Regions from separate parts of the Homo sapiens genome. Here region 1 is linked to region 2. Evidence: read pairs that join two places in POLR2A ChIA-PET (ENCODE). Cell type or tissue: OCI-LY7. All regions are shown on one strand. Links, peaks and the distances in the headings refer to the core of each region. The heading gives the core; the rest is flanking DNA.

Evidence for each region. ChIA-PET counts read pairs that join two places held together with the same protein. Peaks named below come from ENCODE experiments on the same cell type or tissue, not always from the same donor. Only the 100,000 strongest peaks of a DNase experiment are listed, where the experiment ranks them.
Region 1: POLR2A ChIA-PET joins it to region 2 with 5 read pairs; 4 of 35 experiments call an interaction of 5 or more read pairs at or near these places.

What each region holds. Positions count from the first base shown.
Region 1 is chr16:58,518,277-58,525,528 of GRCh38, forward strand. It overlaps SETD6 (SET domain containing 6, protein lysine methyltransferase), which reads left to right. Exons shown (of 8, transcript NM_001160305.4): 7 at 125-267; 8 at 448-5,566. The coding sequence ends at 753. CNOT1 (CCR4-NOT transcription complex subunit 1) reads right to left here. Exons shown (of 49, transcript NM_016284.5): 46 at 6,903-7,083; 47 at 5,094-5,226; 48 at 2,907-3,041; 49 at 1,675-2,760. The coding sequence ends at 2,682. Among named protein-coding and RNA genes, the nearest start is that of SETD6, 6.4 kb to the left of the region's middle. In OCI-LY7, for the core only: no CTCF peak of the experiment used is centred there; no DNase peak of the experiment used is centred there.
Region 2 is chr16:58,344,644-58,352,591 of GRCh38, forward strand. No RefSeq gene overlaps it. Among named protein-coding and RNA genes, the nearest start is that of GINS3, 44 kb to the right of the region's middle. In OCI-LY7, for the core only: no CTCF peak of the experiment used is centred there; a DNase peak (open chromatin) is centred at 4,538.

The DNA.
Region 1 (7,252 bases), core at 1,043-5,042, 170 kb after region 2:
TACCCATGCCTCAGGTTAAATAGCTTTGCTAAATAGCAGTTGACTTTGTAGACTGGGTGGCAGACTAAAGAAGAAATGAACCCTTGGGTGTACTGAGACTTTCACATTGCTGTTTCATCTACAGGAACAAAAACTGAAGCTGAAAGGCACCTAGTGTACGAGCGCTGGGATTTCCTATGCAAACTGGAGATGGTAGGGGAAGAGGGAGCCTTTGTGATAGGGAGGGAGGAGGTGCTGACTGAAGAGGAGCTGACCACCACACTAAAGGTAAACGGCTGAAAATGGCCATTTAATGCTGATAATCTAAGTATTTAAAGCAAAATAGCTAGAAGATGAGAGAGGAAATGTGGGATTTTTAATAAATGCTAAGATGAGTTTAGTCTCCTGAGTCATTTCAGAAGTACAAAAGCAGTACATCTAATTAAAGAGCTCTGTGGTTGCTTCTAGGTACTGTGCATGCCTGCTGAGGAGTTCAGAGAGCTTAAAGACCAGGATGGAGGGGGAGATGATAAAAGGGAAGAGGGCAGCCTGACGATCACAAATATTCCCAAGCTCAAAGCATCGTGGAGACAGCTGCTTCAAAACAGTGTTCTACTGACTTTGCAGACCTATGCCACAGACTTAAAAACTGACCAAGGTTTACTCAGTAATAAGGAAGTCTATGCGAAACTCAGCTGGAGGGAACAGCAAGCCTTACAGGTTCGCTATGGTCAGAAGATGATCTTACATCAGTTGTTGGAGCTGACAAGTTAGCAGTTTCCCTGTTCCCTGAAGGAACAGCAATAAGAACTTTATTCTAAGCTAATACTCATTGATGTTTGAAAAAGAGGAAAATTTGGATCTTTCTTTTGCTTACTAAACACCAAGAGGAAAAGTAGCAAAGTTGGTGTGCTAGGATTAACTCAGGTAAGGGTGATGTGTTTTAGGATTGAGAACAGCAGACTTGGGAATCACTGCTAATTGTTACTTAAAGCATGTTACAGATGTTTTGTTCTCAGTTTTAACCAAAGCCAGTGGACATACGGTAGTAATAAGTAAGTCTTGTTGTGTTTCAGCATTTAATAATAGACTTTGGAGGTAGACCCCTGGTTTAAATCTAAGTCTAGTTTGAGGAAGTCACTTAACCTTTATTGAAAAGACTCTGGATTTAATAAGCTGTGTAACTGGTACTCGATAGTTACCCAAAGTTCAGTCTAGATGGCACAAACCACCTCTCAGGGAATAAACCCTAAGACATCACTCAAGGAGGACTTCAATTATTTAATTTTGAACTGTTTTGTCCTCTCTGGCCATAAAACTTGACAGTCATGAAAGGTAAGGCAAATTTTAAGTGGGTTAAGTTTTTAAATACGTATCTACTCATTTTCTTTAAAAAAAAAAAAAAAATACCTGGGGGAAAAGGATATTAAAACTGGGTATTTTAAACTCAGCTTAACCAGATAAACCTGCTCCAGCATTTGTCCAGTGTTGAAATAAATAGGAAGAAAAATACAATTTCCTTAAACATGCCAGCTTAGTAGTAGGAATGACCTATCAATCAATCAATCAATCATTCAGCAAGAAGTTAGTTGGTGGTTCCCCATGGCCCCAAGGTCTGCAGGGCTGGATTGTCCACTTTTCCTCCTCACCACCAGCACTGGCTGCTGCTACTGAGAAAGGCACAGTGGACTCATGTGTGTGTCATGACTTTAATGGTTAGCTACAGTATGCATACACATACAAGAAGTAGGGGAGCTGAAGCCCAGGAAAAGGCTACAAAATACAACACAGGGACCAATACATTTGCAAAACATTCAAAATCCTTATAAAAGGGGCTGTATTGGTCCTTTCAACTTTGTCATTATTCAGCTTAGCCTGTATGGCCATTCATTCAGTGGGGTAATGGGGGAGAACAATTAATTAATGAGATTTGGTTCCCTTTCCTATATTCCCACTGTTTTTAAGTTTCAGGAGAGGATTGGGGGGGTGAGGGTAGGGGTGGGCTTTAGGCCTGGTCTGGTTTCCCTTTATATAAAGAGCTGACCCCCATCTCAGGCGGCTGAGGTGTATAATCCCCAAAAGAAATAAGATGGTACAAATGCAGTCAGCTTTGGAATACGTTTGGGTAGAGACAAAATGGAAACTCATGGGATTCCAATAGTGAGCCCTTCCCATGTTCCTGGACATATCCAATTCTAGCACATCCACATTTTTAATAACTTAGTGATTTTCAAGGTCCCCTGTCCACATTAAAAAAATAAGTTACATAATATTCAAACTGGCTTTTTGCTATTCTTTGGGACACCAGGAATGTCAGAAGACATGGAGCTATGCCCTCAGACAAGTGCATGGCATCAGCTGCCTCTTCATTACAAGGTACCAGTTTATGTACTTGCCTTGGACACAGCTTGCACAAAGCCAAGAAGTTCCAGACAAAGGTTTTCTCTTTCATGTATTTACACAAGTTCAAAATGATATTCACAGCATCTTCTAAATTTTGGCCAAGAGTCAAAAAAATGCATTTAAACTTTGGAACGTGCCCACATAAGACAGGAGGCTGATCCCAACAGTAGTTGGGGCAGATACCCACAAACCAAAGGGCTGGGAAAGTCAGGAAGAGCTGAAAGGATTCTTCAGTCAGTTTATGAACTCGGTGCAGTGAGACCTCTAGACTGACACGTACAACAGAGATGCAGTTTCGTCTAACTGGCACCTGTCCCTTCCATTACTTGCTGGGCCTGCTTCTGTCCCATGCAGCACTGTGCGACCGACTGGAATAACCTGAAGGATGAAGACAGTTACAAATCTCTGATTAAAGAGTAGGCCTAACAATACCTTGCATCTCATTCAGCTGACCCAACCTAGAGACAGATGGTTTTCAGTCTCCAGTCTCATTCCTAGACAATTAAAAATTACTTTGAACTCACTTTTCGATTTCTGGGGCACAGTGTACAAATTCATGGTTCCAGAACTTAAACGCTGGGTTTTTAATCAGCTCAATGAAGGTAATAAGAAGACCCCAAGGATGTGGCCTATTTACAATCAACCGTTCCAAGAGAACTCTGGAAAAAGGGAGAAAGAGCTAGTTAATGTATAGAAGCATACAAATTCATGATTATTCTTCCATTACTTTTTTTCTAACTTCTCCCTGACTATTGAACCACATGCAAAAGTTTTCACCTTTAGTAAAGACAGGTGGATTAATATACTCCAAATAGCACAGGTTGGAATACCTGGGTTTGAACCCTGCTCTTAGCCGTAGAAGACTAAGTATTTATATAAAGTGCAGATAATGGTATCTACCTCACAGCTGTTCAGAATAAGGGGTGATGGGGGAGAGGAAGCCACATAAAGCCCAGAGTACATGGCACACAAAGTTAGTACAAAAAGTAGTAATTTCCAGAATGAGCTCCCAGGCCGGGCACAGTGGCTCATGCCTGTAATCCAGCACTTTGGGAGGCCGAGGCAGGTGGATCACCTGAGGTCAGGAGTTCGAGACCAGCCTGGCCAACATGGTGAAACCCCATCTCTGCTACAAATATAAAAATTAGTCAGACATGGTGGCCACATGCCTGTAATCCCAGCAGTCGGACGCTGAGGCAGGAGAATCGCTTGAACCCAGTAGGTGGAGGTTGTGGTGAGCCGAGATGGTGCCACTGCACTCCAGCCTGGGAGACAGAGTGAGACCCTGTCTCAAATAAACAGATAAATTAAATAAATAAATAAGCTCACTCTCAATAAAAAGGAAACAGAAAATAAGAATTAAGTATTCTAACACTGCAGGCTGGGCACAGTGACTCACGCCTGTAATCCCAGCACTCTGGGAGGCCAAGACGGGTGGATCACGAGGTCGGGAGTTCAAGACCAGCCTGGCCAAGATGGTGAAACCCCGTCTCTACTAAAAATACAAAAAATTAGCCGGACGTGGTGGCAGGTGCCTGTAATCCCAGCTACTCAGGAGGCGACAAAGCGAGACTGTCTCAAAAAAAAAAAAAAAAAAAAAAAAAAAAAAGCTAACATTGCTAGTTCACATGTAAATTGGTAAAATTTTTCCGAATGCCAGTAAGCATTGGCTTAACTTTATATCCTTTCACGTACCAACTGTACATGAAGCATAACAAAGATTACAAGTCCAAGGAGACTTACTGCAGCTTTATATAAACAAAATGGATCATCATCATCTAAGCATCCAATAAGATATTAAATTTTAGTACACAAATCAAAGGAATACCATATTTAGCACCATAGGTGACTAATTAGGCAAATGAGCAAGTTTTAAGAGTCTGGCCCAATTTTTAAAGTGTGTGTGTGTGTGTATCACAATCTCTCTAATGCTATATGTAGTCTAGGCAATCTGGCAACAGATTCCTAACTATTGTTAGGAAAATGCAAGTATGATCCTGTTATTGCTACTGCTTTCAACCCAGAGGTAATGAGGAAAAGTCCAAGTTCCTTAACATAGACTTCATAGGCCTGCATGATTTAGGACTGGTTATCACCACCACCTCAGAGAAACTCCTGACCTTTAATCAAAATGTGCCTTGTGGTAAACTACTTTTCATTTAAGCCATGATTGCGATTTATAATTCCCTATCTTGTGATAAATGTCCATCAGAATGAGTATTAAGAGGGCAGGAACCATCCATTTTGCTCACAATTGTATCCCACATTTAACACATTATTGGACATGTAAAAGATTTTCACTGAAGGCCGGGTGCAGTGGCTCACGCCTGTAATCCCAGCACTTTGGGAGGCTGAGGCGGGTGGATCACTTGAGGTCAGGAGTTCAAGATCAGCCTGGCCAACATGGTGAAACCCCGTCTCTACTAAAATACAAAAATTAGCTGGGCGTGGTGGCAGGCGCCTGTAATCCCAGCTACTTGAGAGGCTAAGGCACGAGAATCGCTTGAACCTGGGAGGCGGAGGTTGCAGTGAGCCAAGATGGCGCCACTGTACTGCAGACTGAGTGACAGAGCAACACTCCGTCTCAAAAAAACAAAAAAAAAACCAACCAAACGGATTTTCACTGAACACTGAAAGCATAAAGAGGAAAAAAAAAAGATGAAAGGGAGGAGATCCTTTTGAAGCATTTAAAAAATAAGCTGCTCGCTTACCTTGTGATCTGTTCTTGGATGGCTTCCGTATTGGCCTCTGCAAAAAGGTACAGCATGGTGCAACTGAAGTAGTGAGTGTGGCTATTTGGGTACCGGAGCTGATTTGCAATTGCATTCAAAAAGAGATAGCGACCTAGAAATTAAGAAACCTTGACTTAGGACTTAGTCTGAAAGGCCAACATGGGAAGACAGTTCTAACTGGCTAGGGTTTGGGTTTCTGACAGAGGCTTTCAAATTAATCTTTGGTTTAAAGCAGTGGTTCTTGGGACCCCAAAGAGTTCTCATTTCTGTGCGTTTTATTTCAGAATTTTCCACATTAGAAATTAGATTTTAAAAATATTCATTTTTAAAAACAGACCCACTATGTGCTAATGTAAGAAACATGAACTATTTTCTGGTGACACTCATCACTAAGTCTTTCTACATTTTGCAGATCTCTAAGTCTTGCTTAATAAAAGACAGCTGGATTCTCATTTCTGCTTCTGTGTTCAACTTGTTACAGTATATTTCATGTAACCTCTGAGAAATTCAACTGTACACTCATGACAGAATAGACCCAAAAATGTAAATGTTGTTTTATGATGAAAACAGTTTTGGGCCGGGCACGGTGGCTCACGCCTGTAATCCCAGCACTTTGGGAGGCTGAGGCAAGTGGATCACTTGAGGTCAGGGGTTCAAGACCAGCGTGGCCAACATGGTGAAACCCCATCTCTACTAAAAATACATAAAAATTAGCTGGGCATGGTGGCGTGTGCCTGTAATCCCAGCTCCTCGGGAGGCTGAGGCAGGAGAATCGCTTGAACCCCTGAGGCGGAAGTTATGGTGAGCCGATATTGCGCCACTGCCTTCTAGCCTGGGTGTGAGAGCAAGACTCTATCGCAAAAAAAAAAAAAAAAAAAAGTTTTGACCTCACAGCCCTCCTAAAAAGGTCTTGACACCCTAAGGGTACCCAGCCCACATTTTGATTAGTCTAAACTACACTGGAATAAGTATTATCTTAATTGGGTTTGGTTGTTTGCCTCTGCTTGACATTATTCGTGTTTGTGAGTCTGTCACAGTGACACGTTTCTCTAAAGGCTGCCGTCCTTTTATTGCCGAGCTCTTGGACGTGATGGTATTCAATTTTGTTATATCTTGAATTTAAGCTGTCTTAAATCCATCCCACATATAGGCATGCAGCATATATGCAACATCAATTCATCTCTCAAGAATCAATAGCAAAGTTAAAGAGTAGTGTCCCCCTAAAATATATGTATGCAAAACTGGACAGGACTGTACAACTAGTTAGCACCTAACTGGGGTCTCTATTTTATAAGATAAATATAGAGGACCAAATGAAATGTAGCTCAAGCAGAAAAGCTGCAACCTGCAACAGGAGTTATACTGTGAGCTTTTTGCAGAACAGGAGAGTCCTATTCATTAATCTTTATACATGAACATTTAACAAGATGCCTGCCAAACACGCACCAATAAAAATGCTTATATAAGGCAGCCTAACAAAACAATGTAACAAGAGGCTATGTTTAAAGGGACTTTAAGTTTATTTTCACACTAAAAAACTTCAGTCACATACACCAAAACTGATACTGCACGATTCTGGATAATTCTTTCCTTTATGCTTTTTTGTATTTCCTGCACTGAGCAGATAATGTCCAATTAAAGATAAAATAATCAGCTAGACCTGTGAATAAATATACTGACAGAACATTCCTTCACTATTGTGGCTTGAAGCATTTTTACATTTTTGTGATCAGATTGTAGCAAAAAGCACAGAGAACTCTACTCTGAAAACTGGCAGGCTTCACTCACCCTCAGTGTCCAAGTCCACAGCCAAATTCTGGAAGATATCCATGTGTGCTGAGTGAGTGATGGTGCTCATTGAAGGTGTGCTGCCCTTGTTGTGGATGTGCGCAATGGCCTGAGTCCCGACATAGAGCACCAGTGCATTGATGAGCTGGAGGTTGTAGCGATTCCCAGGTTCATTGGATACCTTAAAATGAGCAAAACAGAACTCCTTATGCTTACTCCTGCAGAGGACCAATTCTAGCACCAGTATTTCTAAACCCTTCTTACACCTTCATGGAAAGGCCAAACATTTATTGTGATTCACTTGCTTGAATTTGTGAGGTTATTTAACAAACACACAGATGCTCCAAAGG
Region 2 (7,948 bases), core at 2,107-6,106:
TTGTATCTGAAAGACACAACAACTATGTAGAGTACAATTTACTCTTCAAAATACAATGGAGGATTGAGTGAACATGCAACTGTAACCACAGGACAGGAAGGGAGGCCTGAAATATGCTCTGATGGCAACTCTGTGCTTATCTTGGTATCAGAATGATCACATGCTTTAGGCCGGGCAGGCGCGGTGGCTCACGCCTGTAATCCCAGCACTTTGGGAAGCCAAGGTGGGCTGATCACTTGAGGTCAGGATTTCAATACCAGCCTGGCCAACGTGGTGAAACCCCGTCTCTACTCAAAATACAAAAGTTAGCCAGGTGTGGTGGCGTGCACCTGTAGTCCCAGCTACTTAGGAGACTGAGGCACGAGAATCGCTTGAACCCGGGCACGAGAATCCCTTGAACCGGGAGGTGGAGGTTGCAGTGAGCCGGGATCACGCCACTGCACTCCAGCCTGGGTGACAGAGTGAGACTCCATCTAAAAAAAAAAACCAAAAAACAAACAAACAAACAAAGAATGCTTATAAGCTTCAAGTTCGATATCCAGAACATTCTGCTTAACCCCTAGGGTATTTATTTTTGTCACCTGTTTCTGGTATTCATAAGGTATCTTTGTCTACTGTATATGATTTAAAGAAGTTTCTCTTATATTTTCCCCAAATTTGAAAGCAGCAACTTTCCGTTCTGTGGACCTGTGTGAAAATGTCAAGTTCACACGAATATGAGACTTAAAATACAGATACATTCTCAAGTCATCAAAAATATGTAAAGGGTCAAAACTACATTTTTAAATTATATTCTGATTTGGAGTTTTCAAACCTTCAAAAATCACAAGTCATTTTTTTAAAAAGTCCTGAGCCTTTACACTAAAATGTAATTTGACCTTTTTCAAACATGAATTTTACTATATATAGAACAGAGATTCATAAAGAAATTTATGTGCGTTATACCTAGTGATTCATATTAATGGCGAGTTTTGAGAAAAGAGTAGTAACATTAATAATATTTCGGAGTCAGGTTAGAGATCAAGATTACAATAATTTTTTTCCTTTTTTTGATGTTGCAGCCTGTCCAAATCAAAACAAATATATTTTCCACCTATAGATGGCAATATTTGTACAATGAGTTTATCTTAATTAAAGGAAGATTATTAGAAATAATCTTGATGTAAAGATCTTCAAAGCTTTTTATAATGGAAAACTTCCAGCATACCCAAAGGTAGACAGAGTAGTATAATGAACCACCATGCTCCCACGATCCACGTTAACAGTTACCATGGCCAGTCTTGTTTCATTAACCTACATCCCCTTCCCCTCCATCTGGATTAATTTGAAGCAAATCCCAGACTACTGCAAAATTAAAATAGAAAAATAAAGTTATGATACCACCTGCAAAACACCTTCAAGGAATTCTGTTGGTACCCATAGAATCCTAAAAATAAATAAATGGCCAAATAAGAAACAAACAAAAGCAACCCTGCTGCAATGAAGATAAAAAACACTGAATGCCGGCTGGGCGCAATGAAGATAAGAAACACTGAATGCCGGCTGGACATGGTGGCTCAGGCCTGTAATCCTAGCACTTTGGGAGGCCGAGACGGGCGGATCACGAGGTCAGGAGATGGAAACCATCCTGGCTAACCCAGTGAACCCCGTCTCTACTAAAAATACAAAAAAAATTAGCCAGGCGCAGTGGCTGGCACCTGTAGTCCCAGCTGCTCGGGAGGCTGAGGCAGGAGAATGGCGTGAACCCAGGAGGCGGAGCTTGCAGTGAGCCGAGATCGCGCCACTGCACTCCAGCCTGGGCGACAGAGCGAGACTCCGTCTCAAACAAACAAACGAACAAACAAAACACCGAATGCCATAACATTTTATGATAAAACTTTATGTCTATCACACACTGTAAGAAGGTTTGTATAAGTACAATGTATACAGGTAAAATAAAAAGGTAATACTTTAACTTTTTAAAAGCAATTACTAGGCCTGTCGCGGTGGGCAAGCCTGTAAACCCAACACTGGAAAGTTGAGGTGGGAGGATCACTTGAGGTCAGGAGTTCAAGATCAGCCTGGCCAACTTGGCAAAACCCCGTCTCTACTAAAAATACAAAAATAAAAGCAATTACTAACTTACAGAAATAACAAAACACCAAATGACAGAATATGTGACATGCACATCCTTCTTTGGGGTTTTAAAAGAAATGACAAGGTCCAATTATAAATTTAAAAATTAATAATAAAAATTTTTAAGTGAGAAGACCAAGTTAGAAGCCCCTGCAGAGTGAGTGATTAGATATAGAAAGGAAATCCAAGGAAGCAAGGAGAATGGAAAATTACTGACTTGTTAGAACAAAGCAGTGACAGCTGCTGGCTCTAAAATTAGGAACGGAGACAAGGAATTTTCAGAGCACCACCAAACAAATCACAAAGGCACAATTCACCCAGCACCTTTCAGAAAGATTTTTAACTCCTAAAAGAATACAAGGCAAGCGACCGCCAGGTTGATCATTCAGGGGCTGTGTGCTTCCCTAAACCTTGCTGCTTACTGAGTCCAGGGTCGTTTCTCTACAGAGGGCTGCCCTTGAATGACAGCTCGGATGAAAACCAAGGGCAGACAGGATGCACCTCTTTAAAGTCTTTTATGTTTTCTATGCTTTTCTGAGATTTTGCTGATTTCACAGACAGTCTAGAAGTCTAGCACACACTACTTACATTTTCATCATACTCTTTGAGCTTTTCCAATCCTAACTCTGGGAATAAATTGATTACCCATAGACCTTTAGTTGCCCAGGTACCACACCTTCAGGCACCTGGGTGGCAGATTCTTTAACGCATCTGAAGAAGAAACTTAGCCAATTATACTTTTAAAAATCCCTATGTGATAATCTGTAAACACAGCAGTCGTGCCCTCAGGATGAACAAAGGGCAACTTCAACAGCCCAAGATCTGGCTTCTGTTTGGGCCTCTGTCCTGGAGTGACTGAGGACCTCAGACAGGACACTCAGGCCTTTAGTGTCCTCTCCTAAGAGGGGGTAGCCGTACTTGCCCTAAGTCACAGGGAGACCAAGGAAACAAAACATCATAAAAACACTCTGAGGCTGGGCATGGTAGCTCATGCTGTAATCCAAGCACTTTGGGAGAACAAGGAGGCAGGAGGGCTGGAGCCCAGGAGTTCGAGACCAGCCTGGGCAACATAAGGAGACTCTGTCTCTAACAAAAAATTTAAAAATTAGCTGGGCATGATGGCACGTGCCTGTGGTCCCAGCTACTCAGGAGGCTGAGGTGGGAGGATCACTTGAGCCTGGGAGGTGGAGTGAACCATGATCACACCATTGCATTTCAGCCTCGGTGCCAGAAGGAGACCCTGTCTCAAGAAAAAAAGGACTGATTGGTTAACATCAGGTCACTTCTGGTTACTTTTTTGGAAGGATTGAAGCAGAGGAAACCTTCTTATCGTTCTAACTCAGATAGACTGGAATCCCATGTTTTCAGGGGAAACTGGTCTGTTTGGAATCTCCCTGCTTCCTTAATGTTTCAGTTTAATTATTGGCATTTAGCATGAGTGATTCCATTTTGGTTTGGTCTTGTCTGTTGGGGTCATGGTGTAGGAGCTCAGCCCAAAACAGTGGCCTCCCAGGATTTTTGTTTAACAATACAGAGAAGTTAACTACATCACTAGGTATCTAACTTAAACTCAGGGATTCATTTAGTTGCTAACTAGCTTATTAGATTCCGTGACTTCTCTTGATTACTTCTAAATTAGACTGTTAAATAACATCTAACATGCCTAGTTTCACCTCCTCTTCTGGGAAATCAGGGAAATACTAGTACTTGGAATTTTGAAGATTTCTATTGCAAGACGTTGGCTACCAAGTAGAGAGAATTATCTGGGCACTATATATTTTGGATTAATTTTTACATGGTGGTACTAATATGGAGATATTTGCTGCAAAGAGATAAATTTGTGGATTATATTCATCTTCCAGACCACTTGAGAGAGGAGAGTTTCAATCTTGCATGATAACTAAAAGAAGGAATTCTAACCAAAAAGTTCTCTCCAAAAAAACCAGAATACTGGTACAATTTGTGGTTCTATCACAAAATGCCACAAATTTAAAGTAAGATGTAGGAAAAGGTTATAAAACTTTCACCTAAGCTGAAGTCTTGGAATCACTAAACAGGGAAAAGGACCGTTCAGAAATCTTTTTGTTGTTTGTAGACTGAAGCAGTTAGAACCTCCCTAGGTCTCTTTTCGGGACAAGCAGACGCTTTTCAGTTTCATTATGTTCCCTATGATTCCTTGATTGGAAAATCGTGGTCAGTGTGAAGCAGAGAAACATCACTACTGTGTAGATCAGGATTTCTCAACTGTGATACTCTGGACGTTTTCACTGGGTAATTCCTTGCTGAAGAGGACTGCTGAGTGTGCAGCAAGATGTTCAGCAGCACCGTCCCCCAGTTATGATGGCCAAAAATGTCTCCAAACATTACCAGGTGTCCCCTGGGGGCAAACTGTCCTCACTGAAGGACAGCTAGTGTACAGATTCAGCCACTGAAGCAGAACTGTAATCACGTTGAAACTGAGCTGGTTACATCCACATAGGACTCAGGATACCATCTGGTACAGTCATTATGAAGATTAATGAAGAGGCTGTCTACCATGGCTCATTTGGGAAATTCCAAAAAGTACAATAGGACTGATCATCCTACAGCAGTTAAATAATCAGACTATAATATAATCAGAGAATTTATAAACTGTAAGCAAGCAATTTCAGTTCAGTAGAGTTTCTTAAAATCATTCTTTTAGTGTAAATGAGAACTACAAAACTATGGATTTTGTATGATTGCACTCATAGGAGGTACTCAGAATAGTCAAATTCATACAGACAAAAAGTAGAATGGTGGTTACTAGGGACTGAGGGGAAGGGAAATGGGAAGATGTTTAATGGGTACACAGTTTCCATTCTGCAAGCTGAAAAGCGTCCTGGAGATTGTTTACACAGCAACCTGAAACAATCAGAACTTAGCACTACTGAGTTATACATCTAGAATGATTAAGGTATTAATTTTATGTTACAAATTGATTTTTCCACTTTTGTTTTTTTTTTTTTTTTTTGGTGGAAGGAGTGGAGTGAAGGGAGTGGAGGGAGTGAACATTCTCCACACGTTTGAACATCCTCATTAGCTCCAAGTTGACAAACCCAGAGAAGTGCTCTGATTGGCCTGGCCTTGGACTGGTCCATGCCTGGACTAATGAAAGGTGAATAGGATGGGGCTATCATTATTTTCCCAGGATGTAGGAGAGAAGAAAGAGCAGATACCCATTCCCGATCCAATTTAACTCTAGCCAGGAGTCTGGAGTCTGCAATTGCCAGCTCCCATTCAAACCACATTGCTGGTGTGGACAGAGAAGCATGTTTCATGCAAAAATCAGTTCTAAATGGACTACAGTGTTAAATGTAAGACCAGGAACTGCTAGAAGAAACTACTAGAAGAACTTCTTCATGATATTGAACTGGGCGAGGCTTTTTAAAAAAATAAAACCTCAAAAGCACAGGCAACCAAAACAGACAAATGAGATTACCTCAAACTAAAAAGCTTCTGCACAGCAAAGAAAACCATAAAATGAAGAGACAACCTACAGATTGGGAGAAAGTACTTGCAAACTATACATCTGACAAGGGGTTCATATCCAGAATATATAAGGAACTCAAAGCAAAAATCCCCAAATAATGTGATTTTTAAAATGGACAAAAGACCTGAATAGACATTTCTCCAAAAAGACATACAAATGGTCAACAGGTATATGAAAAAATGCTCAACATCACTAATCATCAGAGAAGTGCAAATCAAAACCATGGTGAAATATCAATTCATCCCAGTTAAATGGCTGTTATAAAAAAGACAAAAAATAGCAAATGCTGGCGAGGATGCAGAGAAAAGGGAATGCTTATACACCATTGGTCGGAATGTAGATTAGTATGGCCGTTATGGAAAAAAGTATGGAGGTTCCTCAAAAAAATTAAAAATAGAACTACCGTATGATCCAGCAATCCCATTACTGGGAATTTATCCAAAGGAAAGGAAATCAGTGCAATGAAGAGACATCTGCACCCCCATGTTTATTGCAGAACTATTCACAATGACCGTGATATGGAATCAACCTGGGTGTACATCAAGAGATGAATGGATAAAATAAATGTGCTAGATATACACAATGGAATACTATTCAGCCACAAAACAGAAGGAAATCCTGTCATTTGCAGCAATATAAATTAACCCGGAGGACATTATGTTAACTGAAATAAGCCAGGCACAAAAAGACAGACACTGCATGATCTCACTCATATGTGGAATCTTAAATAGTTGATTTAATAGAAGTAGAGAGTAGAATAGTGCTTACCAGAGGCTGGAGAGAGTAGAGAGAAGGAGGGGTACCCAAAGAAGTTGGTCAGTGGGTACAAAATCACAGTTAGACAGGAAGAATAAGTTCTGGTGTTCTCTTACACAGTAGGGTGACTACAGCAAAAAACAATGTAGTGTATATTTCAAGATAGCTAAAAGATAATATTTTGAATGTTGTCATCACAAAGAAATGATAAATGTTGAAAGTGATGGATATGGCAATTAGCCTGATTTGATCATTGTGCAAATGTACACATGCACAGAAACATCAAATGATACCCCATAAATATATACAATTATGCATCAATTATAAATAAACCATTAATTTTCAAGAAAGAGGAGGGAGAAAGAGGTTCAGGGCAGACAAAACAATGACTTAATCATACAATACCAACCACCATAAACATAATCTAGTCGTTTTCTGTCCTCCTTGCCTCCTGTATCACTGTCACCAAGTTGAAATGAGCTGGCTACATACACACAGGGGTTGGGATACCATCTGGTACCGCCCCGAAGATTACCGAAGAGTTGCAGTCTTCTGCAAAGGGAAACATATGATTTATAAAAACTAAGCCTGTATTGAATAAGAGCCTGCATTGCATAACCTGGGAAGAGGCTGTGGTTGACTCAGTTAGCTTTATTCATTGCCTTATCAATTAAGGCATTAGACATTAGGATGCCATGAACAGAGCCCCACCACCATGAGCTTTGGAAACTGAGTTCACAGCCCAGCTCCACCACCTTGCAGGCCATTTCACGCCTGGGCACCTCCAAGTGCCTGAGAAAATTTTAACCCAGGTGGCAAAGTAGAGCCCCTGTGTTAGGCAGGCTTTGGAGGACCGAAGACGATTTATTGGGGTTTAATGGGAAGGCTTATCATGAAGCCTTATGAAGCTTAACATAAAGGCTTATCATGAAGCCTTATGAAGCTTATCAGGTGATTTATTAGGGGTTTATCATGAAGGCATCTGCAACAGAAAGATCAGATACACCCAGCCAGGTCCTGCCTACCAGACTGCACAGAAACGGCCACAGCTGGGCCTGATGGAGACCCATGTAGTAGTAAGAGTGAAGCCTGGCTCTGAGAACAGAATATTTTGCCTCCCTCTTCCCTCCCCCTGCCCTTGTTTGGGTCAGTCCCCACCACTTTCCCATCCAACCTCCTTCTCCACTCTGCACCTTTCTCTACCTCATTGCTTCTGTTTATTCATGGCAATCTGTGCCTGATGGGCTCCTGCCATGCATCTTTCTATCTTCTGCTTTTGCCACTAACCCTGTCTCCCCTTGTATTTTTGAGTTAAAATTCTCTGCAGAGAATCTAATATGCCCAGCTAATCACCATCAACCCTGATTGGGTGGAACGGTTTCAGTGGGGCCTTTCACAGCCTGCTGATTCTTCAGGGGTGGGATGATCTGGCGTCAGCTCTCATCCCTGGTTGGGGCATCAGTGGTCCAGGAGTGGAGTTTCATGGCGTGGAAAGTGACTGATCCCTCTGCACAGGACTAGGGCAGAGCTGTTTTCGAGGAGAGGAGCACCGAGATTATGACAGGT